Regions from separate parts of the Homo sapiens genome. Here regions 2 and 3 are each linked to region 1. A link is a contact called in ENCODE Hi-C or POLR2A ChIA-PET data. All regions are on one chromosome and are shown on one strand. Each heading gives the region's core, a stretch centred on a gene start or an enhancer-like site at or near the end of the contact. The rest is flanking DNA. Distances are from core to core; before and after follow the strand shown.

Region 1 (3,584 bases), core at 279-2,778:
GCGGGCGGGGAAGGGGCGGGGGACCGAGCTGGTTTGTTTCATCTGACAGATTCCTTTAAGAACTACAATCCATTGGTGTTCCCTCCCCCTACCAGCAGCCCCAGCTGCAGAGAGGGAGCTAAGTAGGGGGAGGGGGTGGGGGAGAAAAGGTGGGGAAGGGAGATAGAGAGGGAGGGGGGTCCGAGCCGCACGAAGTAACTTCTGCTCTTGGCACAGGGGGCTACTGCGCTCTGAGCCCCCTCGCCCCACAGATGTGGACACAGCCTCCTCTCCACCCAGCGTGAGGCGCATCAGAGGGTCTGCAGACATGGGAGGGAGGTCATCCCAGAGGGGAGGGATCAAGCCGGGACTCCACATCCAGGGCAGCCAGGCGTGAGAGGAAGCGGGAGACACACCAGGCCTCCAGGGGACACCGAGGCCACCAGTACTCCCCCAACCCTCCGCCTTCCGCGCGCGGAGCCAGGTGTAACACCGCGGGGAGCCGCGTCTACACTGCCGCGGGAGCTCCGAGACGCGACTAGAAATTTTCCTGTACCCCTTTTTCTTTCTTTTTTGCTAGGGTCGTGAGAAGAAGAGGCAAGGCGTTTGGTAAATCGAATTGATTGATGCCCAGAAGCATTTGCGGGTTGCAGAGCTCACACTTTAAAGGGGGCCTGGGCACCCGGCTTGAGGGTCACCCGAACACACTACCCACGCGGCGAGGCGAGCGTGGGGAACAATGGGCCCACCCGGGCCCCCACCCGGCGAACAATGGCGGCGCCGAGCCCGTCTTCGCCCCCCATCCCCACCCCCGCCACCCCCGCCCGGCCCGCCGCTCCCGGCCGCCTCTCCACCCGCCCGGGAGGGAACCATAGTGCGCGGGGCGAGGGGTCTCTGGTCAGGTCCACCCGAGAGGCCAGCCCCGCGGGAATGTCCGAGGGGGCGGCCTAAACACCTCCGCTGCGTCTGGGGCGTCGGGGCGCCCAGCTGCGGCGCGGAGCAGCAGGGAAGGCAGACGCCCCAGCCACTTACCCCGATCACCACGGTCTCATCGCCTTTAAATTTGGGGATGAATTTGTCCCCGCGGAGGATCTCCGCTTCGTTGAGGGGCCGGAACCGGCACATCACTTTGATGCTGCATTCGGCTGGATCCGCCATCTCGGCCGGCGGTAGGGAGGGGGCACGGGGATGGGTGGGGGGCCGGGGCCGGGAACGACGAGGGAGGAGGCCGCGAGCTGCACCGCCCACAGCTAGGCCGCCTCCTGCAGCCTCCGACGACGCTTCTCAGCAGGTCATCGCGAGCCCGGCCGGCTGAGCAGCCCCGGCCGCTCCGAGCCCGGGAAGGTGGGCAGCTTCTCCGCTCCGGCCCCTCCGGCTGCAGACCGGCCTGCCCTGGCCCTGCCCCGCCCCTGCCCAGCGCCCCCCGGCCCACCTGCCCGCGACCACGCGGCGGGCGGAGGAGGCGATGCGCAGGGAGCGAGCCTCGCCCGGCTCAGACCTCCCGGGCTCCTGCGCGCTCAGCCATCCTGCATCAGCACCAGCGCGCTCTGCCGCCTTGAGACCCGCCCCTCCGCCCCGCCCTCCCCTGGCCCGCCCCGGGACGGTGACGTCACCGTAGAGGTCCGCCCGGCCCCCGCCCGACTCCGAGCGCTGCGCATCCCGGGACTTGTAGTCACTCTACCTGCCGGGGGAAGGACAGGATGCGACCTCCAAGAGCCTGCAAGTCCGGTCTGGCTGCCCAAGCCGGAACCGGATGGAGGTCATATCCAATATTTCCGGTTAAAATCTCTAGATAACTGGGTCTGGATCATCCTGATCCCAAAAGAAAATCACTTGGGAAACAGCTCCCAATAGCCCCTGGGTTTCATCCTTCAACTTCTACCACTAGATAAGGATGGATGTCTGTTCAGAGTTTGGGTTTGATTGGCCTTGGTTTAGGTTGGCATCTAGTGCTAAACCAATCAACCAGAATCAGGGATTTTGTAAGATTATGGAGGAATCCCTTGGTGGGAAGGTTCCCAAAAGAAGAGGGATGGTATTCCCAGACATGGTGCCGGGCTGGCAGAACAACTGAGTGTCCACTCTATTTTTCCAGAACTTCCTTTTCCTCTAAGACCTAGCTCAACCCTCCTTCCTCAGACTTTCCCAGCTCACTAAACACCTATAAAGAGTTGGTGGCCCTCCTTGATGTTCCCCTAATCTGCTGTGCCTGTCTCTAGCACTGCACTTGGGTGGTGATATCTGCTTGATATCTTTGTGTCTGTAGCATCTAGCACATAGTGGGCAGCATACTGAATAAGGATTCTACCCTAGGAAGAAGCAATGCATGAGTGTGAATCCCACCTCAGCCACTTATTAGATGTATGACCAACAGGCGGAGGAAATTAAGAGCGGAGGAAATTAAGAAGTCTTAATTTCCTTAAGACTCAGTTTCCTCATCTCTGTCATTGGAATAATATCATCTTGTGATTTCTGGGGGAATTAAAAGACAGATGCTTTTAAAGCACCTAGCACGGTGCCTGACATGTATATAGGATAAGCTCTTGAAAGTTAGATGTTATTGGGTGCTGAACAAATGATCATAAAACAAATAAGTTAGTTAATTTTAGGAACACATCTGTTGCTTAAATTCGGGTAATACCTGAAAATACAAGTGTTCTCTGCCTAGCTGAGAGGACAGACCTACTAAAATCAACTTTTATAAACCCTTGTAAGTAGTACCAGTTCTATTTCATCTCCTCATGTGCAGTGGAAGTAGATTAAAAAGACCCAGGTGCCACCTTCTCATCTGTTTTTAAATTAAGTAATTCTCAGGCTCTGGCTCAGAGACCCATCATCTTAAATGATCAACTTCATAATATACTAGAGAGGACAATCCAATTCTCAGTTTCCCTGAGCCCACCAGAAGATGCCCAGAACCTTGCATACACTGGTTTATCTGAGGAGGTCAGGATTATCTCAAGTGGACAGAGACGTATCTGTGTGTCACTGTGTTCAGTCATCATTCATTCGTTCATCTGTTCATTCATCAGCTATTAACTGAGCAAATGGCATTTGCTGTCACTCTGTAAACTTAGATTTATTAAGTGAACCCTTTTCAAGGGAGATAACGTAGGGCCTCTCATTTGAAGGGAGGTTGCAAAATAAGTCATCGCCCTCAGGCAGCTTAGAAACTAGTGGGAGTACAGAGGATGAAGTTCTCAGTGTTGTCTGAGAAGGCTTAATATAGGAAATGGGCTAAGTAGGATTCAAAACAATTGAAAAGGGACACCAAAAGATAGGTAACAGGCCGGGCGCCGTGGCTCACGCATGTTAATCCCAGCACTTTGGGAGGCTGAGATGGGTGGATCACTTGAGGTCAGGAGTTTGAGACCAGCCTGACCAACCTGGTGAAACCTGGTCTCTACTAAGAATACAAAAATTAGCCAGGCATGGTGGCACGTGCCTGTAATTCCAGCTAATCTGGCGACTGAGGCAGAAGAATCGCTTGAACCCAGGAGGCAGAGATTGCAGTGAGCCAGGATTGTGCCTCTGCACTCCAACCTGGGCGACAGAGTGAGTCTCCATCTCAGGGAAAAAAAAAAAAAAGATAGGTAACAGAAGAA
Region 2 (3,584 bases), core at 710-3,209, 4.5 Mb after region 1:
AAAAAGATTTAAAAATTTTTTTCATTTTAAAATGAAAGGATTAGACTCCCAATTATTTTAAGAACCAGTTTAATTATAAAATTATGTAATTCTATTTTTAAAACAATGAAATGGCAGCCATAAACTTTAGGATTTTTCAGATATTGTGGTTCGATTTAGAATTTTTCCATTTTACAATGGGTTTATCTGGATGTAACCCCATGGTAAGTTGAGCAGCTTCTTATGACTTATGATGGGGTTATGGTTTCTACTGAATGCACATACATTTCATACCATCCTAAAGTTGAAAATATTGGAAGTCGAGGACCATCTGCTGTGTTGCTAGCATTAAATGCAATTTTGGCTTACAATATTTTTAACCTACATTGTGTTTATTGGGAAGTAACCCCATCGTAAGTGGAGAAGCATTTTGTATTTTATTCTGTGTAATAGGATTTACTAGTTTCATGTGTAGTCAGAACACTCACTTTCAGGTTTTGGCATTTACTCTTTTCTGTTTCTCAATTTGTGTGAAAGTGGATGGACAGATGGTTTATTAGGCTTTCAAATGCTTACAATGCTGTTGTTCAATTCAACAATGGTTTTAAACTTTGAATGTCCACACAGAGCTGGATTTTGTTTGGAACGGAAGATAGTTTCGACGCTTCAATTTAAGGATAAGAATGTTTACTCACATAACTTAAAGCAACTTGTGGATATAAGTACAAAGACCTAATCGATTTCCTTTATTTTGGTATGTTTCCTAATTCATTTCCACATCACAGCCTAACTCTTCCGAGTTGCAGTTTTAAAAATGAAGTTACTTAATAAACCAGACATCCAGTTATATTTGCATGTTTTGCCTTCACCAGAGTCATTTAACCTACAACCTCCTTCCAGATACAAAAACCTTTACTTTAGAAAGGATCCTTTACTTCATAAAGGAATTTAACGAAGGGACACATTCCTCACTTTACAGTCAAGAACACCTGGGACTTCCTGGTACTCTTTCTACTATGTATTCTATAAATAAAAGAGCTAAAGTGAAATTAGGTCGCAGCGAAAAAACATCCAACATTTGTGAATTTTAAGCCCCAACAGAAAATCCCATTCCTTGAAATTCAAGTGGCAATGAGAATATTATTGCATAAGGAAAATATAGATGGAACTATGCAAGTCAAATGATGGTCTCCACTGCTGTCGCTTTGCTTTGTGATTTTTAATTACTCAATGTGACTCTCCTCGTGTAAATGGGACCGCGAATATGCAATTATTGAATACTCAAACTGCATCAGAAGTGTGTGGAGTAGTCAGAACCGAAAGGACGGGAAAAATGGAGATAAAGGAAAGCATGAGCCTTGCCAGGAGGGAATCGAGGAGGTCCAGAAGGAGGGATATTAAGAGGCATTGGCAAAGCAGCTGTGGAGGAGCTCCGGGCTGCAGAGCAGGTAGAGGTGTCGGCAAGGGAGCCAGGAACCCGCACAGGGGCCCTGAGGCTCTAGTAGGCCGGGGAGTGGACCAGGAAAGGAGATGCAACGGGCCGGCTGGAAAACTGCACGGGGAATCCGAGGTCGACCTAATGAACAGCACAGACCTTCCAGAAGGAAAGAGAAGGTGACTATGCGAGCTTAGAACAGGACTAGGAGGTTGGGGAAAGAGTACGAAAAAGCTGAAAGGGCGGACAGGGTGCTGACGAGATGGGAAAGGGCGCACAGGGAGGTGGGGAGCAGTGCGAGGCCGGGGGACAGTGGGCAGGTGCGAGGAGCCGAGCCCGCGGGCTGGGGCGGAGCGATTCGCGCGGGCGGGAGCGCCGCTGACTCAGGGACCTCGCGCCAGCGGAGTCCGGGCGGCGCAGAGAGGCGGAGCCTCGATTGCGCGGGCGGGCCGAGGGGCGGGACCAGCGCCTGACGCGCCCGGAGGCCGAGGCGGCCGCGGGCCGGGAGGGGCGGCGGCATCCGCGGCGGCCGCGGGGGAGGGGCACGGCGTCAGCGCGTCGCCGGCTGGGCCGCGCCGGTGGCCAGGAGGGAGAGACAAGGAGGAGGAGGAGGAGGAGGTGAGTAGGCTCCGGGCTGGGGAGCCGCGCGGGCCAGCGGGGAGGCGGGGAGCGCGGCCCCTCCCCTCCCCTCCCCGGCGCCCGCCTCGCGGGGCCGCGCTGCGCGGAGATCCCAGAGGGGCAGCAGCGGCGGCTGCGGCGCGGGGAGCCGGGGGCGGGGGGTGTGGGGGAGGCGGAGCTGAGAGCCGCGCGCTTCCCGGGCGCACGCGCTGCGCTCCCTGCGCCGCCGTCCGCACCGCGCTCGGAATGGGGCGTCACGCCGTGGCATTTTGTGCCTTCTGCAAACTGGTCGTGTTCGAATTGCGTTTTTTTGGTGCCTACATGTCGTGCGTGCTGGTTTTCTGCGGCCCGGCGCTCCGCTTCTTCCTCGCGCAGGCTGAGAGGACGGGTGGGGGCACGTCGCCCTCGCGCGGGAGAAGGGAGGCCGGGCGTCCGGGTTGGCCTGAGTTGGCTGGGGTGCTTCGCCGACCACCAGGCTGCCCGGCGCTTGGCCCCTTGCAGTGCGAGCCCCAGGCCTTCCTGACGGAAAGCTTCGCTTCTGGCTCCTAGTCGCCCTCAGTTACCAGACCTCCCCAGCGCCCCACTCCTCTCTGCCAGCCGAGTGTGAAGACCCTCACTGTGCCCCCCACCCCGGAATCCCTCGTCTGAGGATTAAGCACATAACTTCCCATTTTCATCGGGATCCAGACAATCCCATTCTGTCCAGGTGGAAAGATTCTCTGAATTTAAGTCTTGGGAATGCAGCAGCGAAATTTAACCTTTAGTCCCGAAGTAGTTTTTTTGCCTTCTCTCGCACATACAACTTTTAGAGTCTTCTGACAACTGTGCTGCTTTAGGTTATCTTGAGATTCTTAAGTTAATGCCTTGAGGCCGTGTGATGGGAGTTTCAAAGAGAAGGCTTTTACAGCTTTTCTTCCACCTGTATCGCAGTTTGAAATGGAAAACGTGAGTTGATGATGATTTTCCATACGAGATGGATTTCAGTTTGCAGCCCCGGCTGCCGTGGCTCACTTGGTTATTTGGTGCCTACCCCTGAAGTTGATTTTAAAGCTTAAAATAGTGGTTAGGTAAAGGAGCTGCTGAAAAAGAAGTTCAGTACAATTCAATAGAGCCATTCTATTGGCTTCTATTAACGTGTTTAACCTTAAGCTTTAACCATGACAGGAGTTTCATGTAGGAACCCACATACCAAGTGAAATATTGAATTTTAATTAGTGCGTTCCAGGTCTGACTTGGATTAGATTCTTCTCGGCTCCCACTCCCTTTTGGTATACATTTTCCTTAGGGTCCTGTACTGTATTTAATGAAACAGTTTTAGTATTGAGGATTAGAGGAGTACCTCTTGAATCACGAAACTTTCTTTGACATGCTTGAAAACAATGAATAGGTAAAATCTGAAGCATGATACTTGCAATAAGGTAGGAAATAGTAAATTTTTTAACATCACCAGTTTGCAAAGGTTAAGATGGCTTCTTTAGTCTTGATTTGAAAATTGTGTTGGCATTTTAATCTTATGCATCACAGAAATACAGAATTTTCGATGTTTAAGGAA
Region 3 (3,322 bases), core at 454-2,953, 3.8 Mb before region 1:
ATAGGATGAGAGTACTGTTTATTCCCTAAGGTAGTGGTAAACACTAAAGGGCATACTAGGTGGAGTTCAGTTCCTTTCTCTATTCTTCCAAATAAGCACAGTTCAATGTCTTCTGCAATGGAATTCCACTTATCATGGTTTTGTGACTTTATGATACAAAGGCAATGTCTCCGAGCAAAACAGAAATAAACCACCTAGGAGACAAAACTATCAGAATTGCAAAAAAGGGCAAAAAAGTGGGGAGGGGAATGATAAATGAAACATTGGCAGCCAATCATTTAAGACTGACAGCTTGCATTTTATGCACATTCAGTTTACCATTTTATGAAGAGGTAAAACCCACATCAACTGGCCAAAGTGTCTTCTGTATGAAAATCAAGCATTGTAAGGTTTTAGATGCCATGCCATCTGTAGCCCACTAAACGCTGGGAAGCAATGAGGACAAATAAAAACTGGAGTTAAATAGATTTAATTATATTTAATGAAGTACAAAAATAACACTTCAGTGACAATGTTTTGGGTGCTTTTCATACAACAAAGTTCTTTTGTTTTTTTTTTTTTTTTTTTTTTTTCAGTAACTTGGCAAAGGTCACAAACTAGTGAGAATGGAAATTTAAACTTAACTCTGCTTCTTTCCACTATAATATACACTAGCCAACTAAATTATACAACCGTATGCCTTGCAATAAACTTCAACCGGCCAATATTTCAACTTCAGACAGAAAAACAAAATTATTAGAGGACGAGTGGACTATACTTTCTGCAACAGAACTCCGTGCACTACACCTGGATACAAACTTAAAAACTGAGAGGCTAATTATTTTACCTATAAAAGAAGAAATTTGGACTATGCGATGAAAATCTTTGTCCCTCAAGATTCTGTGTAGAGGAATTGGTGGACAGCACATCTTTATTTGTGGATGAAGGCCATTGAACATGGCCTATTTTAATTATATGCACTTTTCACTGTCTCCTTTTAATGGTGGGTGTTTCGCATTTTGTTTAATCTTCACAATATTTCATCCCCAGTGTTCAAGGACTTGAAGATATTTCTTCAAGAGTACCCATTTAATCAAACGATCCTTTTTAAAAATACGTCTCCTGATCATGGATCAGGACGCTCCACTTAGAAAAGGCAAAGGGCGGGAGAGCAAAGTAAGATGCAAATGAGGACTCTGGGTGAAAGCAGCTGCCAGCCTGAGGGCTTAGCGCGAGGGAAAGGGAGATGGGTGGAGACGAGAGCCACACCCTGGCTCAACTTTACTCTGGACAGACTTTCAAGGCGTCGGCTTCAATACCTTTAACGATCAAGTAGGCGATGGCGAGGAGGAAGGCGAGAAGAATGGCGAAGAGCAGCGAGCAGAGAATAGAGAGGACCTGGACCGGCCACCGCCGAGGCTGGGCTCTGCTGCCCGCGGCCGCGGGAAAGATACCATTGCGCTTATCGGGCAGAACGGGCGACCCGTTCCCGTCCGGCGGGAGCACCGAGCGCTTTCTGGGCTCTGACCACGCCCCAGCCGAGAACTCCGCCCGCAGGTCGCGGGCCACTTGGTCGCATCCCTCCTCCTCGTCGACTTCGCCTTCACCCCAGCTGTCCCCCTGAGTAAAGGAGGAATACGATGGCCGAGCCACAGGGCCCGGGGTGCCGGGACCGCGGCGCCGCAGAGCCGACCGCCACCCGCTCTCAGCAAACGACATGGCGCGAAACACAACGAAACCCGCGGAGAACGAGCCTCTCCCACCTGCCCCGCCCCGGGTCCGCAACAGCCAATCCGCGGCAGTGGCCGCTACCACCAGGCCTCAGAGCCCAGGGGTAAACCACGGAGAGCAAGGGTGGGCGGCGGGTTGCAAAGGAAGCCGCAGGGCCAAAGGAGAGGCGGAATGCGCTTCGACCAGAGCTCGACCCCAGGGCTGTAGCCGGAAAGGGGAGCAGGAAAGCGCGCAGGGAGAAGCGAGCGGAGGCCGAAGGCTGTCGAGTATCCACTCCCTGCGGGGCTTCGTCCCGGCCGGAGACCTCCGCCACCCCCGCGTCACCAACGGGAGCGCGCGCCCCGACAGCCCCAAAGCCTCATCTTTTCGACGCCGGGTCCTAGCGCCCGCTCGCGCCCTCGGAGACACATTCCCGAACCTATTTGTCTTCTCCCTTCTTCCCCACTACGCTCACACTCTTCTCCAGGTTCCCCCATTAAGGGCACCTCTCTACCTGGCGCTCTCGCGGTTCCTTAACTGCTCACCCCCATCTCCCTTTAGTGTGGTTCTCCCCACCCGTACTACAACTTCCCTCCCGCTACTCGACACGCCTCCTTCCCCAGGCGCGCGCTCTCCACCTGGTGCGTACGGAGATCGAACCCTCTCCTCCGAACCCCTCCTTTCGCCTTCCCCGCCTCCTCCCCTCCGCCTCGAGCACCGCGCGCGCGCATTCGGTCCCAGCCACCGCTAACACTACAGGCTGCTTACCCCCGCCCCCTCCACCCTACCCCTGGCGGCCTCAGGTTTGTGGGGCGTACGTAACTCGGGCGGGGAGGGTGAAGGTGGCAGACCCCCACTGCCCCACCCCCTACGGGGTGAGGCGGTCTAAGCTCGGGAAGCTGGGACACTGTTGTCTTCCCTTCCCCTGGGGAAGTTGGTAGAGTTTTCCCGACGGAGGACTCGGCGCAGAAACTTCCTCCGTCCTCCTCCTCCCCCCCCCCCATGCAGGCGACGCCGAGTGAGGCTGAGGCTGGGGGCGAATCGCCGCAGAGCTGCGTGTCGGCGGCGCATTCTGATTGGACAGCGGGGAAGCCCGTCAGCCTGTTGGCCCCGCTGATCCCGCCCCGTAGCGCAGGGCAGCCTTTAACCTTTAGCCCCAGTGGGCGCCAGCCACTCAGATCGCTTCTTGTTGGTATGTGTAGCGGCAGTGGCCGCCGGCGGAGCAGTCTGAGCCCGACGATGAGGCCGGGGACGGGAGCTGAGCGTGGAGGCCTCATGGTGAGTGAAATGGAGAGCCATCCTCCCTCGCAGGGTCCTGGGGACGGGGAGCGGAGATTGTCCGGCTCAAGCCTCTGCTCCGGCTCTTGGGTCTCTGCTGACGGCTTCCTGAGGAGACGGCCCTCGGTAAGGGATCAGTGGGGCAGGGGGAAGGCGGCACAATGAAAAACGGAGTGAGAAACAGGAAGCTTTCTCCGAAAGGAGAAGAAGATAAGAGTGGACGAAGGAAGAACTCGAGATGGTGGGATATGTTCTGAGGGAGAGAAGTGGAGGGTGGAAATGCACAAAGAGAAGGATGTGAGACCCTGGAAGTTCCCCGTGGGCTTGGCCTAGACAGATGCGTGGTGAAGGTGCT

Evidence for each region. A loop is a pair of places that touch in the nucleus more often than their neighbours do. ChIA-PET counts read pairs that join two places held with the same protein, here RNA polymerase II (POLR2A). Pooled maps may share reads with other maps.
Region 2: a map of naive thymus-derived CD4-positive, alpha-beta T cell shows a loop between it and region 1 (7-fold over the local background). The contact joins the promoter of QTMAN here to the promoter of KIF5C in region 1. A Hi-C loop is called at or near these places in 1 of 168 maps with a recorded cell type or tissue (naive thymus-derived CD4-positive, alpha-beta T cell) and 4 of 50 pooled maps. POLR2A ChIA-PET finds 5 or more read pairs at or near these places in 1 of 52 experiments (activated T-cell).
Region 3: a loop to region 1 is called in a map of B cell, with 19 times the contacts of the local background. The contact joins the promoter of ARL6IP6 here to the promoter of KIF5C in region 1. A Hi-C loop is called at or near these places in 6 of 168 maps with a recorded cell type or tissue (B cell, CD4-positive, alpha-beta memory T cell, CD8-positive, alpha-beta T cell and 1 more) and 9 of 50 pooled maps.

Annotation. Positions count from the first base shown.
Region 1 is chr2:148,873,171-148,876,754 of GRCh38, reverse strand. KIF5C (kinesin family member 5C) reads right to left here and starts at 1,528. Exons shown (of 26, transcript NM_004522.3): 1 at 1,012-1,528. The coding sequence starts at 1,137. It overlaps KIF5C-AS1 (KIF5C antisense RNA 1), which reads left to right. Exons shown (of 4, transcript XR_001739733.2): 4 at 560-3,584. RefSeq lists enhancers at 1-283, 284-862 and a silencer at 1,235-1,704.
Region 2 is chr2:144,330,887-144,334,470 of GRCh38, reverse strand. It overlaps QTMAN (queuosine-tRNA mannosyltransferase), which reads left to right and starts at 1,959. Exons shown (of 12, transcript NM_001376312.2): 1 at 1,959-2,032. RefSeq lists an enhancer at 1,326-1,903 and a silencer at 1,685-2,284.
Region 3 is chr2:152,717,001-152,720,322 of GRCh38, reverse strand. It overlaps ARL6IP6 (ARF like GTPase 6 interacting protein 6), which reads right to left and starts at 1,703. Exons shown (of 4, transcript NM_152522.7): 1 at 1,299-1,703. The coding sequence starts at 1,698. PRPF40A (pre-mRNA processing factor 40A) reads left to right here and starts at 2,862. Exons shown (of 26, transcript NM_001365597.4): 1 at 2,862-3,093. The coding sequence starts at 2,884. RefSeq lists enhancers at 1,193-1,392, 1,443-1,492, 1,533-1,732, 1,963-2,052, 2,073-2,142 and 2 more and a silencer at 2,363-2,462.